Regions from separate parts of the Homo sapiens genome. Here region 1 is linked to region 2. The links are chromatin contacts, found by Hi-C or POLR2A ChIA-PET in ENCODE. All regions are on one chromosome and are shown on one strand. The core of a region is the stretch at or near the end of the contact, and the rest is flanking DNA. Distances in the headings are between cores, read along the strand shown.

What was found. Hi-C counts contacts between places; a loop is a spot of excess contacts on that map. ChIA-PET counts read pairs that join two places held with the same protein, here RNA polymerase II (POLR2A). Pooled maps may share reads with other maps.
Region 1: a map of ascending aorta shows a loop between it and region 2 (4-fold over the local background). The contact joins the promoter of PAK3 here to the promoter of TMEM164 in region 2. A Hi-C loop is called at or near these places in 2 of 168 maps with a recorded cell type or tissue (ascending aorta and naive thymus-derived CD4-positive, alpha-beta T cell) and 7 of 50 pooled maps. POLR2A ChIA-PET finds 5 or more read pairs at or near these places in 1 of 52 experiments (WTC11).

The regions. Positions count from the first base shown.
Region 1 is chrX:111,094,475-111,100,138 of GRCh38, reverse strand. PAK3 (p21 (RAC1) activated kinase 3) reads right to left here and starts at 3,948. Exons shown (of 18, transcript NM_002578.5): 1 at 3,724-3,948; 2 at 2,683-2,749; 3 at 2,455-2,564. RefSeq lists a silencer at 3,748-3,877.
Region 2 is chrX:110,000,681-110,006,543 of GRCh38, reverse strand. It overlaps TMEM164 (transmembrane protein 164), which reads right to left and starts at 3,430. Exons shown (of 7, transcript NM_032227.4): 1 at 3,366-3,430; 2 at 2,380-3,043. The coding sequence starts at 2,769. RefSeq lists an enhancer at 2,568-3,223 and a silencer at 3,326-4,185.

The DNA.
Region 1 (5,664 bases), core at 2,699-5,198, 1.1 Mb before region 2:
GAGACCCAGCCACACAGAACCTTTCAGGGGCTTGGTTATAGGGTCCCTAGCAGATTATTAACTTGGACTTCTCTTTTCCCTCCTGTTCCCCATTCACATGAAGTAAAAGTAAAGCCACACTGTTGAAAGAGATGAAATATATGTGGTTGTGGGGTTGTTTTGTATTGTTTTCCCTAAAACTGGAGGGCATACAAAAAAAGAAGGGGTAATTTTTCTGACAGGGGAAGAAGAGGGCTATACTTTAGTGGACCTGTCTTCATTACCAAGAATAAATGGACCACCTTATAGAACAACTAGTGCCAAGTTCATCGTTTGAAAGACAAGGAAACTGAGGCCTAGAGAGGGGCAAACACACTGTCTGGGACCCCCAAACACAACAGGGGTCCCAGACTGTCACTGTCTGGGACAGTGTGTTTGGGGGTCCCAGACCAGGCCCTAGCCCTCCATAACACTTGACTTCTGACTCCCAGGGTTCATTCCACCCCAGTTCCTGGTCCTTTGGCCCCTAAAAAACTTCACTCTCCAAATTCAGCCCCCTCCAACCTCAAAGAAAAACTCTGGCCTCCCTCTCCACCATGTGGGTTCCAAGGCCATCCTATTCCATCTCAGCAATCAGGCCTCTCTGTGACTACACCTTTCTAATGATTTCCTCTTCCCACCAGTAAATTGTTACTCTCTTTCCAGTTTTCAAGGTCCATCTCCCCATTATGTTTCCCAGACTTAGACCCAGCTGTAGCTGCACCGTTTTGCTCCTCATTGCATCCCCTGGGTTTAGCACAGATTGCTCCAACCTGCAGATAACTGACCAAATGTGGAAATCAGACACAGATCTATTGCACTGATTAACATTTCCAATTAAACCCCCGGTTAGGCTGTGTGTATTAGTGACTCAAATAATCACCGCGTAGGTAAATGCAAATGCCTTCCAAAGCCACAGAGCGCGGTAGGAAGCGACGCATATCTGGGAGGAAATGGAAATAGACTGCCACACCCGGAGGTTCATTTGGTTCTCCGGTAACCCTAAATGAGATTTTAAATGTGTGGCTATTATTTGATCCGAGGCTGAAGCATCACACCTGAAATGGAGGACTCGGGTCCTGCGCGTCGCTGCAGGCCCTTTTCCGCCCCCTGCTGGAGAAGCTGTGTAGTGCCGACTTGGCAGACGAGTCCATTCCAGGCCCTGCAGAGGGAAACGCCTAGCCCCCGGCAGGTGGGGGTGGGGGTGGGGGACGCGTAGCGGAGGCTTAAGTACGCCCCAGATGCCTAGAACGCTGCACTTACCTTCCGAAGTAAAGGTTTTACACAGTTCCCTGCGCACACAGGGTCCCCAGGGATCCTGAGAAGGAGGGCTTTTTTTCTTTTTTTTTTTTGAGCAGGGGTCCCAGACCAGGCCCCAGCCCACCCATGTAAAAGCAGTCAACCTACCTGTCTAGGCCAGATTGATAGCGCCTCCACTTCCCTTTGAGGCACCGTCCTTCCCCACTGCCCTCTCCTTACCCAGGAGGAAAGAGCCAGTTGTTGAGGCTGCTGCTCATTGAGTTTCTTGTTCTCTTGGTTAAAGCTACTGGTTCCTGAAGGTGGGTTACGTGGGTGGGGATGCTGTTGATTTTAAATATCTAGAATCATCCTTCTAATTCTTGGCTGAGCTACAGCTGCCTCAACCTCCAGAGTTGCCTATCTCACCAGAGAATTCAGGGCTTTTGGGTTGTTGGTAAGGCCACGACTTTTCTTCTCTCTCTCTCTAGTTTGCTCCTGCCTTCCTGCCTACTACATCTGATCTGTACACCTGATTTTTTTTTTTTTTTTTGCCTTGGCCACCTTCTTTAACCTTAATTTAGTAGCTTAGTCTCTGAACACATAATAGCAAACTCTCGGATGTCAGCACCTTCCCATCCCTGCAGTTCTTTTTATTTCTCGTTTCCCTCACCTGGTATGTCCACCACTCACCCTCTCCCAAGACCTCAGCAAACTTGTTTGCCCTATATACCATTTCCACCTCTGACCAGGAAATTCTGCAACCTGTGGGAATGGTTAGCTGGTGAGAATGTCCCTAGGGTCCTGTGTCCCCTAGCTTATAACCCTATTGCATGTGAACCTCCTTTTCCTGTCAGATCTCTCCTACAAGGCCCAGCTGCCTGTCCGGAGACTTGCAGGGTCAGCTCCTTGACATCCTAAGGTCTCTCTGACCTCAGGATTCTCAGCTGTCAGCTCTTGCCCAGGCTACCTCCTAGTCTCTTCCCATTTTGCTTCTTGCATGGGCTGGGGGATATGACACTTGTATCCAGAAACAGAGGCTTACAAATGGCTCTCTCTCCAAGCCTCTGCCTGTTAGTCATTCATTACCATATCAAGTCTTTTTGCCCAAAGTTGCCCCTGATTGGAGGCCTCAAGTACCAAATCACAGATCTTGCCCAATTATAATTTTGCAAATGGCCCAGTGAAAACCGCACTGACCTTTACACCTTGCTCATCCCAGAACAGGGCCACGGTGTTGTCACCAACAGGAATGGACCTCCTTCTGTTCCAATACCTCAGACAGCCATACACTTGGCCTGGATTTGAGTCTGCAAAACCATGAGGGGAGCAAGACTAACATGGCTAAAGGCTTCCCTGCTGAAAGCCGTTTTTTAAAAATAGCACTGCAACCGCCCCCATCATGCTTCCCAAAGCCAAGCCACTCACCCTTCTCTCCTTCGCTTCTACAGACCAACAGCCCAGAACCCTCAAGTCTAGAATCTGGAACTGGATTCTGAAAGGTGGGACCAAAAAAAAAAAAAAAAACAAGTGGGGCCTCTATCTCTCTCCTTGCCTGCATCCCCCTCTTCCCACCATCCCCCACCCCACCCCACCCCTTAACCACCACCTAGGGAAGGAAAACTTGCCAGAGTAAGAATCTAAAATGTTCAGTTCACCCAAAAGTGCGGCAGTAATCTTGCCAGAGCCAGTTCACAAACTGAGGGCAATGTCCCCCAGCGAGCTAAGGGGAACAGGAGAGAAGGAGAGGCAGTGGACCCAATGACACTGCTCCCCAGACAAAGAGAGGGCCAATCCAGGGACCCTGAGCTTTCTGGGGGCGTTATTGCATCATTCCAATCCCCACAGGAGAAGAAAAGGGTCCCCCTGTTATTACCATCCCCCCACCAAAAAAAGGGGAGGGGGATAAAGAAAAATAAAAGAAAGAGGGGAAGGCGCCCGTTTAAGAAAATCGTCACTTTTTCTCTTTCCTCGTGTGTGTGTGTGTGTGTGTGTGTGTGTGTGTGTGTGTGTGTAAGGGGCGGGGGGGTTCTACCCCGGACTTGGCCAGACCGTGGCCACACCCCCTCCCCTTTTCTAGGGAACTGCTGTCACAGCTACTGGGGCTGGGTAGGGGGGCGGGCGGGGGGGTGAAAGGGAAGACTTACAGGCTGACGTAGCTTTCAAGGCGGGTTTTGCCTCAAGCGGCCCAGGCCCCAGTAAACGAGTCTAGGGTTTGACCAAGCGAAGGAGCCCCGGCCCTCTGGGAACGGCCCTGACACACCCACTTGTCCGCGAACTGGGATCATGCAAACTGCTCGCTTGGTCTCAGGGCTCCGGGGAGCCACGTAGGAGACTCGAGGCTGGGGCACAAACAGGACAGGAGGGGGGTCCGGAAAGGCAGAACATCTGCCCAGCAGCCTTAAAGCATCATCCAACAGCCACCCCCTCCCCCGCGGTAGCCCGGGTGCAGTTAGTCGCGGGATTTACCTGCCACGGATCCAGCCACCCCGTCAAGACCTTTCCTCTACCTCCGAGCGCTCCAGCTGGCGGGGCTGGGGAGCCGCAGCCCCGCGGCCGCAGCCGCAGCCCCGGGCCCAGCCCGCTCCCCCTGGCTCTTCTCCCGCCCCCGCACACTGGCTCGAGGCGGGGAAAAGCTGCAGCCCCCAGTGCGAGATCCCAGACGGTTAGCTGGCACAGCTGCCCGCCCGCGGTAGAGCCCCTGCTCGGCAACCGCTCCCTAGCCCTTCTCTGCTATTACGTCACCCGAGCTCTGCACCTTACCTAGGCCAATCAGATGGTGAGCATAAAACTAAAATCGCCCTGAGTGGGCTACTGGGGACCAATCTTTTGTTTCCAGGCAGGAAGCGCCTGGGAGGGGGAAAAAACTGAAGGGGAGGGAACATGGAGAGGGAAAGGGAAAGGAGATGGAAACTTCTACACTGTCAGGGTTGTCTAGACAGAGGTGGGGCCATCAAAAAAGAGGGGCACCTGACAGGATGGAGAGGAGGGGAGAGTTCATGTATCTTCCTTAATTGCTCCCCTCAGGAGAATTGAGATTTCAGATGAATTTTCAGGGGACGAAATCTGTACAGCTACACGGGCACACTTTATTCGGGGGAAAAAACGGTTTCGATTTGGGACACCACCTGTCAGCCAGGCAGGTTAAACTGACGGAATCTCTAAAATACACAGAAAACTAAGAGAGACAGATGTGGCAGTGGAATTCAAAGAGATGGCAGTCTAGATCGGGAAACTACTTTTCTGCATATGAAGCACACACATTCCAAAAAGCAAGGAATTATACAAAAAATAAAAATAACTCTACTTCAAATGGAGCTTAAATGCGATTCTCTCTGTCCATCCTTTCCCTTAAACCTTCAAAGCTTTCTCTTGTCTTTAGGATACGGTTCAAATTTTTGCAGATGGCCAAAGCTTTATAAAATCTAACTCCAAAAATAATCTCTTGCTACTCCAAAATCCATACTCCCCATGATTTGGCTAGATTATGTAAATTATGGTGAATCCCAGCAAGGCGACAGTAAGCTGCCATAAAAAGTCAAATAATACAAAACAATAAGGACATTCAAATTATAATGATGTAAAATATGCCTACAGAAAACGATCAGAAGAGGACATAAAATTGTAACCGTTGGGTTAAACTAGTAGTATTATGAGTAACTTTTTCTTTCTACTTTCAAATTTATTTTCATAAAGATAAATATATCCTCACATACTTAAATGGCCAAAATAGATCATGACCCTTCCCAGTGAACTTTTATTCAATTTTCTCCACACTGTGTAACATCCAGCAATAATTTCTCCATAATGCCAACAAAATAGGTTTCAAGAACAAGAGTGAACTAATATATCTGCCCAGGTCCTTTTAGTAAAAGTCGTACAAAAGAGCTACAGATGACCACACGCGGTGGCTCACACCTGTAATCCCAGCACTTTGGGAAGCCCAGGCGGGCGGATCACCTGAGGTCAGGAGTTCAAGACCAGTCTGACCAATATGATGAAACCCCGTCTCTACTAAAAATACAAAAATTAACTGGGCATGGTGGCATGCGCCTGTAATCCCAGCTACTTGGGAGGCTGAGACAGGAGAATCACTTGAACCCAGGAGGTGGAGGTTGCAGTGAGCCGAGATTGCGCCACTGCACTCCAGTCTGGGCAACAAGAGCAAAACTCCGTCTCCAAAAAAAAAAAAAAAAAAAAAAAAAGAGCTACAGATTCGCCAGACAAAACATCTCAGGCAGTTGAAGAATGGGATGCCTCTTTTGGACTGATTCATTTTAAATTGTGATGATACAGGGAATTGAGAAAAACAACAACAATGATCCACTCTATGCCAAAACAAGAAAGAGGGAGGCAAAGACTAAGTAAACGATGTAATCCAGACCATTTTTAAGGGTCAGTTTGCATTTT
Region 2 (5,863 bases), core at 2,181-4,680:
AAGCCATATGGAGGGTATAGAAAGTTGGATTAATCAGAGGCTAGGTCTCCTGGTATGCCAGGGGTTACTATTTAAATGATACAAAGCAGTGATTTAGGGGAAAAGGGCAAAGAAGCATAATTCTGATGGAGCTCAAGAACTCCTCGGCATGGCTCTGTTCCATGCCCCCATCCTAAGGCTTCAGAGTCCTAAAGTGCCATCATCCTCTGCATGAGTTCCCAAGCATGGCCCAGTTGAGTTTACTTTACTGGGAAGACACAGGGAGAAAACAATGAATGGGAACTGGCCACCTGACTTCCACAGAGAAGAAACTAGCTTCCTTTTTTTCCACACAGGAGGTCAAAAGCATTTCAGAATAGCTCTCTGTTGCATACCCATCTACGACTTATGGAGACAAGAATCACATAGACTGTCAAGAGCTAGGAGGGCAACTCTGCCTCATTTCACAAGGTAGGCAAACTGAGGCCCAGGAAGAGTACTTTCTCCAAAGTCATACAATGAATTAATGCTAGCACTAGGTCTCCAGAGTCTTCTGAGAGCCTCTAAAAATCTTGCTTCTAAAAACCATGGTGTTGCCAGTCTTGACGTCATCACATCAGCCGCAGCTCCAGTCAGGCTGAATTTAGTCCTTTGTCGACCTTCTAGATATGTGATTGCCAGAGGCCTCAAGACCACTTTGTAGAAGATGCACCCTTTGACCCTCACCACCTGCCATCCTAAAAAAGCACTCCTGTCCCGACAGCCTCACACAGCATCGGCTGAGATGCGTTGTTTCCTATCATTAACAAAAAGCCCATTCATAAAAAAAGAAAGAAAGAAGACTGGCTCAAATTTACACAGAAGGTCTAGCTGGGACAGCCCTGGACTTCCTGTGAATGGCATCACTTCCCAAGAAGCCCTCTCTTAAAAAATGCTGCCCACTCCAGCCCCGATGCTTACAGCCACCCAATCAAAAACAGCCACTTTATTCCAAAGTTATCCATACCTTCTTACCATATCTGCAAGAAGGGAAGGGGCTGGGGTCATTCACCACATCCAGAAGCCTGCAATCAAATGAGTTCCTAGGAACACAGTGCAAGCAAGTATCCAAGCCATGGGTAGACAGTGTGGTGCTCATCTGCCTGAGTCTTCCCACAGGACTGCCCCACCACCCACTGCCACCCTCACTTTGGGGTTGACAGCTTGCAACCTCAAGGTGGATGAGTTTGCTTTCTAACCCAGGCACTAATTCATCTTCTGGCTGCAAGCAAATGACCTGCCATTCCTAAACCCCTCCAGGCCTGTAAAATGGAGATAATAATCTCAACCTCCTGCCCCAAGCTAGGCTGTCACAAGTCTCCAAAGAATAACCTTCTACAAACATAAAGGCAGTAAAGATGCTAATGACAGGTTTCAAAACTGCCCCTGAATAAAACACACCCGGTTTTCCACAGCCTGAAATCTAAAAAAGACTGATTGCTCTCCCAGTCTCCTCTTCCTCCTCCTCCATGATTTTATAGCTTTAGAACATCTCTCCACACAGGCTGAATACAGACAGTCTCACTCTTGGTCCTCACCCAGATTATTTTTATGTATCTGGCAACTTGCCTTTTCAATCCCATTTGTTTTCCTTAGCACCGCTAATGGGTGGAAGTCGATGAGGTAAAGAAATCAGCTTCCTAAGCACCCTTGGACTATGACCATAGGAGACAGAATGACAGTAATAGGATGGAGAGGTTTGCAAAAAAAGAAATACCCTCTCACCATAGTGATCACCAGCCCAAAGTACACATGTCAGCCTGGGGACCTGCTTCAGAACTCATTTAGTAGGAGCTTGGTGCTGCTCCAATGCCTCAAAATGCAAAGGCAGACCTCACTCTAAGAGCATACACTCCCAAATGAAAGAGTCATTAAGAGAAACCTGTAAAAGTATTTCCCCAAAGTACCACAGTGTAGATGAGAAAGTTTATGCGACCACCTCCAGGAAAGAGTGTCACCAGGCCCCTGGGAAATTAACTACCACAGAAGGCAAGGGAGCTGGGTCATGGTCCACTGATGTGATTCAGAAAGGGCACCTGGCTGGGGCTGGAATTCCTGCTTGTGAAAGCCCAGGGCACGGCAGGGTTGGGCTGGGCTGGAAGGGAGGGGCAGCCAGGGTGAGTGCCAGTCGTTCCTAGGGTTCAGGCACAAGGTTCCTCACCTCCACTGTGGGGCTGACGCACTGTGCAAAGGTGAAAGAAAGCCAAACCTGAAATCGGCACAAAGGCAGCCACTCGTTGGAAAATCATTTTTAAAGGTCCCCCTGCCCGCCGGGATGAGGTGCTGTACACTATGGAGTGTCCTGAGCACATAAATGACTCTTATCACTTAGGATGCCCAGGAAAAAGTCAACAGACTCACATGCATCATGGTGACCAGGTGACAGGGGTTGAGCAGGTAGATGACGGTCTTGGTGGCGAACTTAAAGCCCACCTCCACCCCGAAGGTCAGGCACAGGGCTACTAAGAGCAGATTCTTGCTCAGGCTCTCCTTGCCTTCCTCTGGCCGCTGGGTCACCTGCTCTGGCTGGCTGCCAGGGCTACCCCTACCGTCCTCCTTCGTCTGCCTCAGGATGTGCCGCAGGGCCACCAGGATCTCCAACAGAGCCAGGGTCAGGACCACCACACTTTCCAGCAGCCGCTGCTGCCAAGAGAGGAAGGCAGCACAGTCGGGGCCCCCATTGCCTGCAAAACTGGGGTCCACGCCCCCATAGAGCCAGTCCAGGAGACTCTGGTAGCTATACCGGGACATGATGCAGTGGTTCCCCTTGACCACAGTACAGGAAGCAAGAGTGAGATGGAACACAAGCCCAGAGGGTTGCCCGGGTGGTGGACCATGTAAGGCGGGCACACCCCCACAACCCCCCTCCAGACACCAGGGCACCGAGAGTAGGGGAGGGGAAGCTACACGCAAGGCCCGGGGTAAAGTGCTGGCTCTAACTTGTCCCCACGGCTGTCTGGGGGAGCCCCCCGCGCTTCTCCAGTGGCCACCAACGAGGCAGGGTTGAAAGGAGCCGTTGGCCAATCTAAAAGGAAGGAGAGGAAAAAAAAAAAAAAGAGGTCTCAAAGAGGCAATTGCACCGGGAATTAGGAAGCGGGAGGGGTAACTAGCGAGGGAAGAAAACGGGAACGGGGCAGTGGCGAAGCAAGCAGGGGTCAGGGGAAGCCGGAGGCCGAAAGGGTCAGGGCGGGGGCCAAGGAGACCCGGCAGTGCTGCGGCAGCGAACCGGGAGCCAAAAGGGGTCAGAGCTAGGGGACACGCGGAGGCAAGGAGAGGAGCTAGCGGGGCCGAGCAGGCGGGGAGGGCGACGGGGATGGCAGGGACGCCGGACTCCTCGTCTCACGCACTCGCCACAGAGGGATCTCTTACTCCTGCAACCGCGTGGCCGTCTCTGCCCCCAGCTAGCAACTTCGCCGCCGACGGGCCCCTCCAGCCAATTTAGAGCCGTCCTTGTCCAGCCTCCCGCCCCCGGGTACACCCCCGAACCCCCAGCTCCACCCTCCGGCCCTAGACGCCCGCCCTCCGGGCAGCACCACCCCCAGCCCGCGGCCCGCCCGGGACCTGCCCCCCTCGCGCAGGCAGCGGAGGGAGGAAGCCAGAGGGAAGGCGGGAGGCCGGGCCAGCCGGGGGCTGGACTAAAGCCGGCCCCTGGACTAAAGCCGGCCCCCCTCCCTCCTCCCCGGCGCCGCAACCTCCCGCGCCTCCCGCCCAGCCCCGGGGACCGGCCGCCGCGCCCCTCGGGGCTTCACTCACCGGCAGCTCGGCCCGCGGCCCCGGATCGGGCTACTGCTCCGCTCCCGCGCTCTCCGCGCCGGGCGCTCGGTTCCCCTGGCGGCCGCCGCCGCGGCGCACGGCTCCTCCTCCCCGTCTTCCTCCCCCTGCAGCAGCCGCGCTCGCTTCCTCCTTCTTCCCCTCCCTCTCTCCTCCCCCTCCCCGCTGCCACCGCCACTGCCTCCCTCCTCCCGTCCAGTTCAGCTCTCGCCCCACCACACGCCCTCGGGCCACGACTACTCCTCCTCGCCTCCTTCCCTTTTCTGCCTCTGGCACTCCCCTCACCCGTCCACCATTCACACCTCCCACCCTCCGCGGCTTCGGCTCTCCCTCCTCCTCCTCCCTCCTCCTCCCTCCTCCGGCTCAGGCTCCGCCTCCTTCCGCCTCCTCCCTGGCCTGCCTCGTCTTCTGCACTCGGAGCCTGCACGCGTGCACAGCCACCCTCCTTCACAACCGTGTACAGAATTCGCCCCCTCGGTGAAGCCCTGTTGACTGGCTCCGCCTCCCGCGACCTGGTTCTCCAGGGCACTTCTTTCTATACTGCACACATAGTAGGCACTTAGCTGGCCCGCACTAACTTCTTGTGGGGGAATAAGCCTTTCTAGTAATGAGCAGCTTGGCTTCGGGGTGTGTGCTGGGTATGGCCGGCTCCTCTTCGCGATTCCTCCTTTCTGCCACGACTCATGCAAGGCCAGAAAGGCATCTTCTCTCCCCTTTCTAGCCACAGCCCCACTCCACACTTCAGTGCCTAGGACAGGAGCTTCATTTCCCTGCTCCTCCCCCTCCTGCTCTGATCCACTATTTTCTCTCTACCTCTTGCCACACAGACCACCCCTGCCACACCCTCTCCCTCTCCCACTTCTCTCCTTTCTCCTGACAGGCCTTCAATGGTAGGCCAGTGGGAGGAAGGGAGGCTTCCCGTGACCTCTTTCCCTCCCCCTCTTCCCCCCTTCCCCCTCCCCAGAGCAGTTGCTTCCTAACCTATGCGTGGAAAAGCCAGCCAGGACTATATGAGTGTGGAGGAGCAGCACTAAGCCCAAAACCTGGATAAGGGCAACTGACGGAAATAAAATCCCCTCTTCCTACCTGCTGCTTTTTACCGATCGGCTATTTGCTTTTCTTGAGACAAGGGTCAGTAAAAGGACCTTCTCAGGACCTTCCTCATGTTTATTTAATATTTATTGAAGACTCACGATGAGTTAGAAGAATATCCAGAAAAACACAGTTAGGCACCTTGCCTAGGAAACACTTTTGGATGTTGGCTGCAAGCCAGGCTCAAAACATAAAATGCAATCTACTGTATTATCAGGCCATCGCCCTCCCGTTTTTTCCAAGTCTGGTTTTCCGAACAAGTACAGCCAGGTAGCCTTGTCTGACTCCAAGTTTTGTACAACATCTACCATAGGCCTGATGTTCTCCAAGTGTCAGAGGCGTTAGAACCAGAGCGACTCCATCTTGAACAGGGCCTGGATAAAATGACGCTGAGACCTACTGAGCTGCATTCCCAAAAAGTTAGGCATTCCAAGTCACGGGATGAGATAGGAGGTCGGCACAAGATTATAGGTCACAAAGACCTTGCTGATAAAACAGGATGCAGTAAAGAAGCCGGCCAAACCCCACTAAAACCAAAAAGGTGATGACAGTTACCTCTGGTCGTCCCCACTGCTCATTATATGCAAATTATAACGCATTAGCATGCTAAAAGTCACTCCCACCAGCGTCCAGAAGTTACCCTATATGGTCTGAAAGGGGGAGGAACCCTCAGTTCTGAGAATTGCCCACCCCTTTCCCAGAAAACTCATGAATAATCCACCCCTTGTTTAGCATATAATCAAGAAATAACCATAAGAATTATCAGTTGAGCAGCCCAAGCTGCTACTCTGCCTATGGAGTAGCCATTCTTTATTCCTTTACTTTCTTAATAGACTTGCTTTGACTTTACTCCAAATTCTTTCTTGCCCCGAATTCTTGCTAGAGGTCCAAGAACCCTCTCTTGGGGTCTGCATCCAGACCACTTTCCAGTAATACAAGTGCCAATTAATAAACAACAACAAACAAGGCTTGATTCAGAGGC